Regions from separate parts of the Mus musculus genome. Here all the other regions are linked to region 3. A link is a loop called in an ENCODE intact Hi-C map of the cell type or tissue named here. Cell type or tissue: left cerebral cortex. All regions are shown on one strand.

What was found. A loop is a pair of places that touch in the nucleus more often than their neighbours do. Peaks named below come from ENCODE experiments on the same cell type or tissue, not always from the same donor. Only the 100,000 strongest peaks of a DNase experiment are listed, where the experiment ranks them.
Region 1: a loop joins it to region 3, with 3 times the contacts of the local background. A loop is called at or near these places in 3 of 42 quality-filtered maps.
Region 2: it touches region 3 in a loop (2.6-fold over the local background); 3 of 42 quality-filtered maps call a loop at or near these places.

The regions. Positions count from the first base shown.
Region 1 is chr2:10,824,207-10,828,206 of GRCm38, reverse strand. Gm31729 (a long non-coding RNA gene) reads right to left here and starts at 2,462. Exons shown (of 5, transcript XR_865970.1): 1 at 2,385-2,462; 2 at 1,897-2,263; 3 at 1,671-1,723; 4 at 1,271-1,548; 5 at 1-424. In left cerebral cortex, a CTCF peak has its summit at 2,469; a DNase peak (open chromatin) is centred at 2,494; H3K4me3 peaks cover 408 bases.
Region 2 is chr2:10,831,311-10,835,310 of GRCm38, reverse strand. No RefSeq gene overlaps it. Among named protein-coding and RNA genes, the nearest start is that of Gm31729, 7.6 kb to the right of the region's middle. In left cerebral cortex, no CTCF peak of the experiment used is centred here; a DNase peak (open chromatin) is centred at 1,701.
Region 3 is chr2:11,057,587-11,061,586 of GRCm38, reverse strand. It overlaps Gm13264 (a long non-coding RNA gene), which reads right to left. Exons shown (of 4, transcript XR_374005.3): 4 at 1,458-3,165. Among named protein-coding and RNA genes, the nearest start is that of Gm13264, 23 kb to the right of the region's middle. In left cerebral cortex, CTCF peaks have their summits at 1,499 and 1,704 (motif pointing right); a DNase peak (open chromatin) is centred at 1,707.

The DNA of each region.
Region 1 (4,000 bases), 230 kb after region 3:
CAGGTTTTCGGAGGAACCAAAGTGAGATGAACGGAAGCTTTTACTAGGTAGTGATGTCAGGCAGAGGAGTTCGTGTATATTCAAGTTCATTAAAAAATAAGCAGCTTCGATCTCCGACAAATCAAACTAGTCATGTGATTAGATTTGGTATTTATTGGCCGTTAGAGTGAGATGTTATTTCATGGATGTTATTATGTGATGTTGCCCTGGTTTCATGGGAAGGGCTAATTTGCAGCATTTAAAGGTAGATTTCTTCCTTCAACCATTGGACATACATTAAGCCAAATAGGTGGTAACAACAGGGCGTAGGACAGACGGGCTACTCCTTGAAAACTCAGATACCTAAGAATGGCAAAGTGAGGGCAAAGTCGACCAGAGACACCATACAAGACGCTGTTTCTTTTGCTGTCTTCTGCTGGGAACACTGGAAAAAAAAAACAGTGTTTAAACGTTTCCAGACATCTTTTGAGAAATGGATTCATCTGCTATTTATGCAATATATCTGGATCCAGCATCTATTACTTTTCATTAAACAGTTGAAAACAAGATGAGTTTATGTTCTAATCGAGGGTGGGATGAGGTCACAAATAAGTAAAAACAAACTATTTCAGCCAGCGAAAAGGGCTATGAAGGAAACAACCAGGGCAAGAAGACAGATAGCAGAGCTGGGAGGAGCTTAGTCAGTAAAGGACCGGAATCTATGTGCACTTATTTAGCATGTGCGATGCCGAGGGTGATCTTCAGTACCATTGAACAGTACCAAATGCAAGAATTCAAGCCTAGTGACCAGTAGTGACAGGCCAGCAATTCCCTCAGGACGAAGCATTGAAGCCGAGTTGTCCCAGGCTTACAGAGAAGTCTAGTTTTTGATGCTTGGGGAAAAGCAGGAATGAAGAAAAAAAAATAGCTTATGCTACGGTGGGGATGAGCGTACAAGCATCCAATAGGAACTAGACTGGACTTGCAAGGAGACACTCAGGCACTGCATTGTGTGTGCAACAGTGTTCAGTTTAAATTACTCACTCGGTATCTGGGGACAGCCCAGTTATACAAATCTGGAGCGTTGGGATGATTTTGGTATTAAAAATATGAGCGTGGAAGTCAACATACAGGCAGCACGGAAGAGACAAAATGTGGAAGGCGAAGAGATCTAGGCAAGAGCTTTGTAGGCACAGACACAAGTAAAACATAGACCACCGAAGCCGGGGCAGTTGATGATGCGGGACAGTAACCAGGAGAATGTGATGCTGCAGATGACAAGGCTACCTACCACGTTGTGAGGGACAGAGATGTTGGGTGTAGATTTTATCACTGAGGTTACTGCAAAGCATTCAAGAACCTCAAAGTGTCAGCTGTGTTCAGCGATTGCTTCCTGTGAACAAATGGGGGTGAACACAGAGAAGGCAGAAAAAGCCAAAAGGCCCTGGGTCTGGCTCTCAGTTTCTCTGTTTGCTAATTGCTTGGCCTGAGACTTCTTTGGGGATGTGGACTCTGAATACATCATCTTGGAAATGCTTTACTCCAGTGAGTTAATCAGGTTCTCCAGAACTGCAAGAGAACAGGACATGGGCGCTTACTATGAGGAGCTGACTCACATGATCATGGAGGTTGAAACTACTCCAAAACAGCAGGCGAGCTGGCCTTCAGGAGACCCTGTGCGGATACTTTACCTTCAGCCCGCTGCCAGCTTGAGACTTGAGGTCAAGAAAGAGCTGGCGTTCCACTAGAAATCAAAGGCAAGGAAAACCTGTGTTCTAGTTTGAGAGCCGCTGTTGGCAAAGGAGTCTGCCTTCCATTAAGAAAAGCTCGCAGTAAAGGAAACTATCTCTGTCCCTGGTCTATTGAGTTAAACATTAGACTCATCTGGAAACAACCCAGCAGTGTTTCACCACATACCTGGGCTCCCACGGTCTAGTTGGTTGATTCCTGAAGAGAGTCAGCCCTCACACACAGCCTTGATGATGTCTTGTTGGGGATGTTTCCGAAAGGCTCTTATAAGATGTATTTCTTAAAAAGATCCCTTGGCCAAGTTCCCTCCACGTAGCAGAGTCCAAAGATTCAAGGATTTAGAGGATATAAACAAGTGGAACAAATACTTTTTCAGAACTAATTTGAACATTATGCGTCGTGTTGCAATTATTGTAGTGAGTGTAAACAGGGGCTAAGCCGTCAGGCGCTTACTGCAGTGTGTGAGGAGCAGTTGTGAGCCACTGGTGGGTGGGGTTGCTTTTGTTTTGGCTGTCTCCTTTCCCCGAGATCAGGTCTGTGAAAGATTATCTTATTTCACCTTTAGGGCAGGGGAAAGAGCTGTACCTCTTGGCTTAGAGGACCGATCTCCTTCGCTGTGCCCCCCCCGATTATCGGCTTTCATTTCGTAAACTCACCTTTCTTGGCACCTAATTCCCTCCGATTCTGTTTGGGTTTTCTTTTCCTCCAAACAAGCACGAGTGCAGATACTCACAGGCGCCGATAGGTGGCAGCAACCTTCTGAAACAATCGCAGAGGTAGCACAACCTTCCACACACTTCCTCAAGCGCTTGAGGCTTGGGGTGCAGCCCAGGACTCTTCTTCTCCAAACGAAAAACGTGATGCTTTCTGGCGCCCTTTAAATATATAGTTTAAAGAAAACTAACACTCACGGAGAAATTCCTACCCTCTTTACTTTCTGATTCATACCCATTCAAACACAGGTTGCAATCTTTACGATTTTACACATGTCGCCTCTCATCAGTTCAGCTTCAAACATAAGGACAGAATGAGGCATTCCGCTACGGCTGCAATCAGTTAAATACAGATACCCAAGTAGACGCATCTTTCCCTGAACTTTAATCAGAGGTAATTGATGTGTAGAGAATGAGAACGAACGTCTTTGCTCGAACACCGATGGCTTCCCCTGATAGGAGCATTGTGTTGCACAGGCTACTGCAGCTGCAGGTTCAGAAACGGCACTTCAGAATGTGCACTTTCACAATAAAAGCAGATAACCCCAGGACTGGGAAGGGGTCTCAGCAACCATGGCTTGTTTGCAACCCGCCTGAGCTTGTAAGCCCTACATTCACTTTAGAAGCCTAGTGCTGTGGCCTAAGTCTGTAATCCAGAACCAGGGAGTGGGCAGAAAAACCCTCAGAGCTGGCCAGGCAGTCTAGCCTGGTGAGCTCCAGGTTAAAGGAGGAACCTTGTCTCAAAAATTATCTATGACTAAGAAAGACACTGGATATCAACCTCTGGCTTCCATTTATACACACTCCCCGGGACACTCAAGCACACATGCACACACATGAACACATACACACCTATAAAAGACATACAAGAATGGGTGCTACTGAAGCTAAGGGTTTTGTCTTTCCTCATTTAATGTTGCCTTCTCCCTAAATATCTCTACAGGCTGCAGGGACTCAACACACTTCAGAAACCTAGATCTAGTCTGGCGAAATAGCCAGCAACCGCCCAAGATGATAGTTTAAGTATTCTAATGACGTGGACTATCCAGAAAAAATAGCATGAAGTGTTTTCTGACAGCCAGACTTTAGGAACACATGCACACACACAAGATACACAGACACACACATATACACACTCACACACATACACATACATTAGTGCTTCTTAGTGGCTTCACCCTGTCACCCTCTTAGGCAAGCACCAAATCAATACAGAGACAAAGCCCTGGATACCGTTCTCTAAGTATTTTGTGTGGATATTTCCTCTAAACGTTTATTTATTTATTTATTTATTTTTATTTTTAAAGATTTATTTACCTTATTTCTATGAGTACACTGTCACTGTCTTCAGACACACCAGAAGAGAGCAGTGGATCCCATTACAGATGATTGTGAGCCACCATGTGGTTGCTGGGAATTGAACTCAGGACCTGGAAGAGCAGTCAGTGCTCTTAATCACTGAGCCATCTCAGCCATGGGTACTGTCCTCTAAGTATTTTGTGTGGATACTTCCTCTGAACATACATTTATTTATTTATTTATTTATTTATTTATTTATT
Region 2 (4,000 bases), 230 kb after region 3:
CCTACTTCTATCTGTGTGCAGCAAAGGTTCTGTCAATAAAGACCATTTGCAAGGATGATCTGAGTTCCCCGGGGTTCAATTTCTAAGGCTATTGTCTCTTCTTCAAAATCAACTTATGTATATTTCTAGTGGTCTCTAAAGAGCAAATGAAGGGCACGTGTGAGCTCTTCATCTGCCAGCTTCTCTAGTTGGGGAAGGTACTATCCCAAAGTATGGCAACTTGGAAACTGGGAAAACTGGAGTAGCAGACCACAAAACTTAGGGCTCCTCTCCCTCTTTCTCCATAGAGTCAGCCTATAAAGCCAAGTTGAAAACAAGCTATAAAATGATTATATGGGGGAAGCCCCACTCCCACCCCCATGTGCCATAAGGAAGCACTAATCTCTGAAAGCACAGGAACACAGAAGGGAAAAGAATCTCAACAAGCTGGCCTTGCTGTCCACCCTGCCTCAGCTTCTTAGCAGGAGGGCTGAGTCTTCTTTATCCAGTCATGTTTCTTCATGATTGAAGTGGTGACATTTTCCTCAGACTAACATAAAAATGCAGATAGGTTTTTCCATCTCTTTAGCCCTTCCTTTTTGAAGGCTCCTGTGCCAAGTAAAATGCTTCTTAAATAACTGTATGTCATTTCCCCTAACTAATTTCTCATTTGCAGTTGGGTCTCTGGCCTTGGCTCTCAAGATGGTCAAAGAGACAATGCTTTCCCTCCCTACATTGCCATCACCCATGTTTAGGTAACTGGTCCCCATTCTTGTTGTCATCTTTCCCTGTCTGTTTGTCTGTCTGTCTGTCTGCCGGCCTGTCTTTAATATTATGTAGTCCAGGCTCACCTCAAACTAGCAAACCTTCTGCCTAAGTTACCCATGTTAGGATTATAGACATGAACCACCATACCCAGCTTCCATGTCCAGTTTACTGCTTCCTTTATAGAATGGTCAGGTTGGAGGGTGAGGAGGGGGCCCAGTCCTGAATGGGGTACTGGTTTAATCTAGAAAAATTCACCTTGAGACTGTACCTTTAGTAAAAGCTGACCTGAGCCTGAATCCCTATGCACATACCATGAGGAGGGTGGCACAAATCATGCCGAGCATAGCAGGCATCATGACAGGACCTTAATACCAACCTCTACACAGAGCTGGACAAGGACTAAAGCAACAGAGACCTACCCTACAAAGAAAAGGGGTTCCAGAAAATGAATCAAAATCCTTATGATCCCCTAAATATTTGTTCTGCAATATGTTAGATACAGATGACTAGACTAAGCCAAATTTGAAAGTGAACATTCTGGACAAGATGTACTCACATGATTTTGAAAATATATTTCACTTTTTATTTATTTATGTATGAGTGTGTGTGTGTGTCCATGTGAGTATATGCCACATATATGCAGGTGGCACATTCTGGCCACAGAGGCCACGGGAGGAAGCTGGATCTTCTGCGGCTGTAGTTAGAGGAGTTTGTGAGCCAAACACCAATGGGTGTTGAGAACCAAACTCTGGTCCTCTGTGCGAGCAACAAGAAACCATCCCTCTAGTCCCACACCTGTAGTTTTGAGAATATATAATAAATGGTGATTCAGAGCTCTTGTGTATTTATTTTAGAAAGTGAGAAACTTCCAGTTGCCTCAGCTAAGGCAACATAGACAATGCCAGGTATGACTCATTCTAGAGCATTCTTTCTCAAAATAGCACAGGACTAACCATCACTGAGTGAAGCAGAGCCAGATACTCTCATCTGTACCCATTGCTGGAACATCATTTTCAATTGACTCACAAGACAACCTGCTTGGTGCAGTATATATGTCTCCTTAGACACCCAGGCTCCCTTAGGTAAAATAAAATTAGACTCATTACATCAACACCAATGGAAACATGATAACAAAAGAGTAGAATACTCAAGACAAACATGTCATGGTGGCTGACATTCATACTTGGCTTCTCAACCTGCTTTAGGTTAGGTCAGCTCTGTCATGTATTATATGGACACCAGCTGAGAGATTATTCTCCAAACTCTATGCTTTGCTTTAGCTTCCTTCACTGCAAACATAGCATCAGAATGTGGGCGCACAGGGAAATAGTGAGGACTCTCTGAAAGTGGCTGTTGCTTTTCACATCTTGAAACTTTTTCACTTACATATCCAGCTCCCTAGATTTAATGTCCTTAGGAAGAGCACTGTACTGGCTAGTTTTGTGTCAACTTGACACAGCTGGAGTTATCACAGAAAAAGGAGCTTCAGTTGAGGAAATGCCTCCATGAGATCCAGCTGTAAGGCATTTCCTCAATTAGTGATCAAGGGGGAAAGGCCCCTTGTGGGTGGGACCATCTCTGGGCTGGTAGTCTTGGTTCTATAAGAGAGCAGGCTGAGCAAGCCATGTGAGGCAAGCCAGTAAGGAACATCCCTCCATGGCCTCTGCATCTGCTCCTGCTTCCTGACCTGCTTGAGTTCCAGTCCTGACTTCCTTGGTGATGAACAGCAGTATGGAAGTGTAAGCTGAATAAACCCTTTCCTCCCCAACTTGCTTCTTGGTCATGATGTTTGTGCAGGAATAGAAACCCTGACTAAAACAAGCACTAATGCCAAAAGAGACAAATTCCACGCTTTTCTCTGCTTCTTCTAAGCAGAGAAAGAACCACAAGTGAGCTACTTCAGATTTGAGGATTTTGAAAGAAACTGAGGTGTAGGTTGAAGGAAGGTAGCTGGTATCAAGTTGAAAAGTTTGCTTGCTTTAGTTCTACTTGGGGTTAACACAAAGACAGTTTCTATATGTAAGTAGACAAGAGGTTTTCTTTCCTCACACTACTGGGGATGGATGATTCTTTGATGCTGAGGGCTGTTCTGTGTGTGGTAGGGAATTTAACAGTATCATTGGCTTCTACCTACTAGATGCAAGGAATGCAGTCCTTCCTCTACCAAAGTTGTGGCAACTCAACATTTTGCCTCTAGAGATTGTCAAATCTCCTTTGAGGACAAAATTGTTCCCAGTTGAAAACCACTGGAGTAGATAGATTATAGACAGAAAGGTTGGCAGAAAGACAGATAGATTGACAGACAGACAGACATGGACAAATGATAAATAGATAGTAGAAGACAGAAAAACATAGATAGTTAGAGATATGAAGGGCGGATGATAGATGATAAATGTAGATGCTGACATAAATGTGTATGGGTATAGGTAAGGGTAATTGATAGGTGGATAAAACTATTCATTTCCTTCTGTGTTTCATCATAGACCCACAATTACCCTTTGAACACACTAACCTGATCATTTTCCTTATATGTTTGCAAGTCATTCCAGAGTCCCTTTTGCTTATCATACAGAATTCAAACTCTCCAGTAGGTACTGCTATCTTTCACAGTTGGTCTCTTTTCACTGCTTATCCATTCTCATCATGTGATATTTTTCTCTCAACCCTTACACATACAGGCATGTACTATACACACACACACACACACACACACACACACATACACATAGGTTTGCCAATAATTTTCAAACACAGCTTGCACCTTTTTTTTTCTACACTTTCATTATTTTTGCTCAATGATCTTATTGCATTATAGCCTAATCTGTAGAACACAAATTACATTTTCAAGGCTTGCCTACAGGTCACCTATCCTGGAAAACCTCTTCAAGCTCCAATATCATCCTCAGGTGCACTTGATCGGTGAAGAGCAGCAGTACTCTGATCCCTCCTTTTGATGGCCCTGATAGCACTCTTCATTAGAGCTCATTGAGGATAGACTTGCCTTCCCTGTAATTAAAGACTGCATTCTGCTTGTGACTGAGCTAACACTGTCCCTGCTGGCTCATAACCGGCATCCCGTGGAGATTTGCTGAATCTAAGAAGATGCACTTTCTCCTGCTTTAAACGTCAGAGCCCTTCTAATTCTTGGAGTTTCCACAGACACTAATTGAGCACCTGCAGTGGGCACACCACCACGCTGATTCAAGCAAGGGCTGTGCAGCTCAATGGGGATAAGACCAATGTGTGAGTAGTC
Region 3 (4,000 bases):
ATTTTCTGTTTCATGGTATTCTTCTGCTGTGCACACTTTAAGTAATAGAGCTGGATCTAAGCTTTTCAGGTGGAGCAACCTGCAGAGCTGTGTTAGCAGTAATTGGGTGAGGCATTTAGAGACAGTAAGGGAAATGGAAAAACAAAAGTAATTTGGCATTTGATTTGGGACAGCCGCGCGTGCGTGCGTGTGTGTGTGTGTGTGTGTGTGTGTGTGTGTGTGTGTGTGATTTTTCTCAAAAGAAAACCACCATTCAACAGCAGCAACAGTAACAATAACAACAAAGAAGCCCCCAATAATCTAATGTATCAATGCATCCTTTTTAAATATAAAAAAATTAATTTTTAAAGTAAATATGATGTGTATGTAACACCTGTTTCTCAGGAGGCTAAAAGTGGGAAGTTTTAAAGGATTAATTATTTTTAAATTTGTACGTGTGCAGCTGTGTGCACGTGAGTGCAGGCGTCTGCAGAGCTGACCAAAGCCGAAGTTACAGGTGGCTGTGAACCACGTGAGTACTGGAAATCAAACTTGGGTCCGGTGTAAGAGCCATATATACCCTAGTCACTGAGACACCTCTCCCTCACCTAAAATTGGTGACTTTAATGTTTTAAAGAAAAGTCACTCATCCAAGTTTCTCTTCAAGATGAAGGTACTTTTGAAGTGCTGAATGATAAACACCATAAATAATATTATAAATAAAAAGCAATATAACTAATGTGAAGGCCTATCAGAGACAGACCAAGGAGAAATTGGTAGATCCACCTGCATTTCTGATACAGAGACTGTCACTCTGATAAAAATAAGAGCCCATCAGAACCCAGTTCTCCCTTTCAGAGCCAAGTTCTCCCCATCAGAGTCCAGTGCTCCCCATCAGAGCCCAGTGCTCCCCATCAGAGCCCAGTGCTCCCCATCAGAGCCCAGTTCTCCCCATCAGAGCCCAGTTCTCCCCATCAGAGCCCAGTGCTCCCCATCAGAGCCCAGTTCTCCCCATCAGAGCCCAGTTCTCCCCATCAGAGCCCGGTGCTCCCCATCAGAGCCCGGTGCTCCCCATCAGAGCCCAGTGCTCCCCATCAGAGCCCAGTGCTCCCATCAGAGCCCAGTGCTCCCCATCAGAGCCCAGTGCTCCCCATCAGAGCCCAGTGCTCCCTATCAGAGCCCAGTGCTCCCCATCAGAGCCCAGTGCTCCCCATCAGAGCCCAGTGCTTCCCATCAGAGCCCAGTGCTCCCTATCAGAGCCCAGTGCTCTCCATCAGAGCCCAGTGCTCCCTATCAGAGCTCACTATTCTCTATCAGCTCTATCAGTGCCCAGTATTCCCTATAAGAGCCTATCAGAGCCCAGTATTTCCTCAGGTTTCCTTAGGGAGTTGTCAGTAACTCAATAAAAGCCATTACTTAGGACTGGAAACCGATTTGAGGCAGTTTGTATGGAAGGCAGGAGACAAAGAAGGCTTATTGCATTGCGTTGTATTGATTTAATTTTATTCCATTACATACTGAAATGGTTGGTTTTAAGGAAACAGTCACATTCTTTTCTCTTTTACTGAGTGTTTCGTGTGAGCCAAGATTCTCTGGAACAGATCAAATTTTAGAATTCAGACTTCTTCTCTCAGAGTGGCATGATCCCTCCATGAATAAAAGGAAAGAAATTAGACCGAAGCCAAGGTACCCGTTTCCTCCTAGGGCGTCGTTGCTAGTCTCTGACACAAGAGGGCAGCAGAAATTAATTCAAGATTCCTGCCTTGTGTTACTAGGGCCATCCGCACATAGCCTTAAGGCAAAGCGCAAAAACACAATAATAGTTTAACACTCTCATTATGAAGCCATTTACTCTTATTATATCAATGGTGAGAAAACTCAATATACACGTTTATGAAGCCATGGGGAGAGGACAGAAATCAAGATACATGAACGCAGAGCCCCACAAATCACACAACTCGAAAACACGCTATTTGATACTTTAGAATGGGAAATCAAGTGATTTTGGAATCAACCAGGCTCAAGCTGATGTTCATGGGGTAACCTTGGCTATGCCGCTTAACCTCAGCTGAATTGGAATTGTATGTTTGTCTGTACCCCAGAATCTTTGCAAGACTCACCCAAGTTAACACGTGCGAGATCATTTATCTCCGGCTCTGACTTCCATGTCCCCTTATTTTCTAAATGGAGATATCCCAAGAGATGTGGAGAATGGTCAATTCTCTCCTCGAAACTGCGTTATCAGGGAAGATAAATCAGTACAAAAGAGATCGGGGATGGGTGGGTGGTTGGCACATCCTCCTGGAGAGATGCACCATTGGTCTCCTGAAAGGCTGTCACTGGAGTGCTTCTTGAGTGTTGCTCCATTGTGCCCCCAGCGCGGTTTGCACCTCTGAAGAGCTTGGTCCCAGGCTATGTTCTGTTTTCTAATTTTTGTTTTGTTTTGTTCTTTTTTTATTCATTTTCACCAGAAATCATTTACTCTCCTAAAATTGCTTCCCTTGCCCCATGAAGTGGGAGATCTGTCACAGTCATCTGGCCCTTCTTCGAGTTTTGTGTCTTGTGGGGTTCCTGTGTTCATGTGTAGTATGAAGAGGGGCTCCTGCGTTCATGTGTATGTTAGTGTACATCACAAGGAGTCTGCTTTTCTCCTCTTACTCTGACCAGGGAGAGTTTGCCTCAAGAACGCCAACTGATAAACCTCCAGGTGACAGACTGCTTCCTTCACCGTATGGCATCTTTGTTGAAGATCAGCTGACGAGAGCCATAGGAATTTATTTCTGTGCTTTTTATGCTCTTCCACTGTTGTATGTGCCCATTTTTATGCCGGTGACATACTGTTGTTGACAATGTAGCTTTGTAATGTTTTTGTAATGTACGTTAAAATTAGGAAGTGTGGCGCTTCTTGGTCTCGTGTATCTCAAGCTACCCTGAAGGTAGCTTTGCAGTGACAGTTGAGCTTGAACTTCCCGTGGCTCTTCCTCCAGGGTGCTGGGGATGACAGACTGGTGCCACTAGCCACATACCTGCTTTATGAGGTACTGGGCTTTGAGCATGCTAGGCAAACAGTAACAAATGACCTACATTCACAGCCCCTAGTTAGTTCTTCTTGAGCAAGACTTCTTTGTCTATTTGGGGTCTTCTGTAGGTCCATATTTTAGAATTTTAGAGTCAATCTCTTTTTGTCTGTAAACATATAATTGGTAATTTTGTTAGAAATTGTATTAAATTTGTAGGACTTTGAGGATAGCACGGACATCTAAACAATATTAATTATTCTAATCTTTAATGGCATGATATATCTGTCTTCTGTGATTTCCTTTATCAACATTTTACAATATTCAAGTCTATGAGTCTTCTACCTTTCTGGTTAAGTTTTTCCTAGTCTTTGTTGATACTGGAATTGCATTTTAAAATGTTCCCTTTCAGTATTTTATTATTTATGTGGAGAGATGAAACTATTTTGCATGATATATATATATTTTTTTTACTATAACTTACTAAATGTAGTAGTTCTAAGTTTCTTGGCTGAATCTCTAGAATTTTCTATGTGCATGATTCTGTCATCAGAAACAGTTGTACCTTTTTCTCTGAATTGGGTGTTTTAAATTTATTTGTTTATTTATTTTTCTTGTTTAGTTGTTCTTGCCAGGCCTTCTGGTATTATGTGGAAGAAAAATGGTTAGAATGGGAATGTGTGTATTCTGAGGGGTTTTGTGTTGACTATAATGTTATCTCTGTGTTATTCCACACAGTCTATATGGAGTTAAGAGCCTTCTCTGCCTATGTTGTTAAGAGTTTTATTTATTTATTTAAAGATTTATTTAAAGATTTATTATTATATGTAAGTACACTGTAGCTATCTTCAGACACACCAGAAGAGGGAGTCAGATCTCATTATGGATGGTTGTGAGCCACCATGTGGTTGCTGGGATTTGAACTCAGGACCTTGGGAAGAGCAGTCAACGCTCTTATCTGCTGAGCCATCTCGCCAGCCCCTTGTTAAGAGTTAATCATGAAA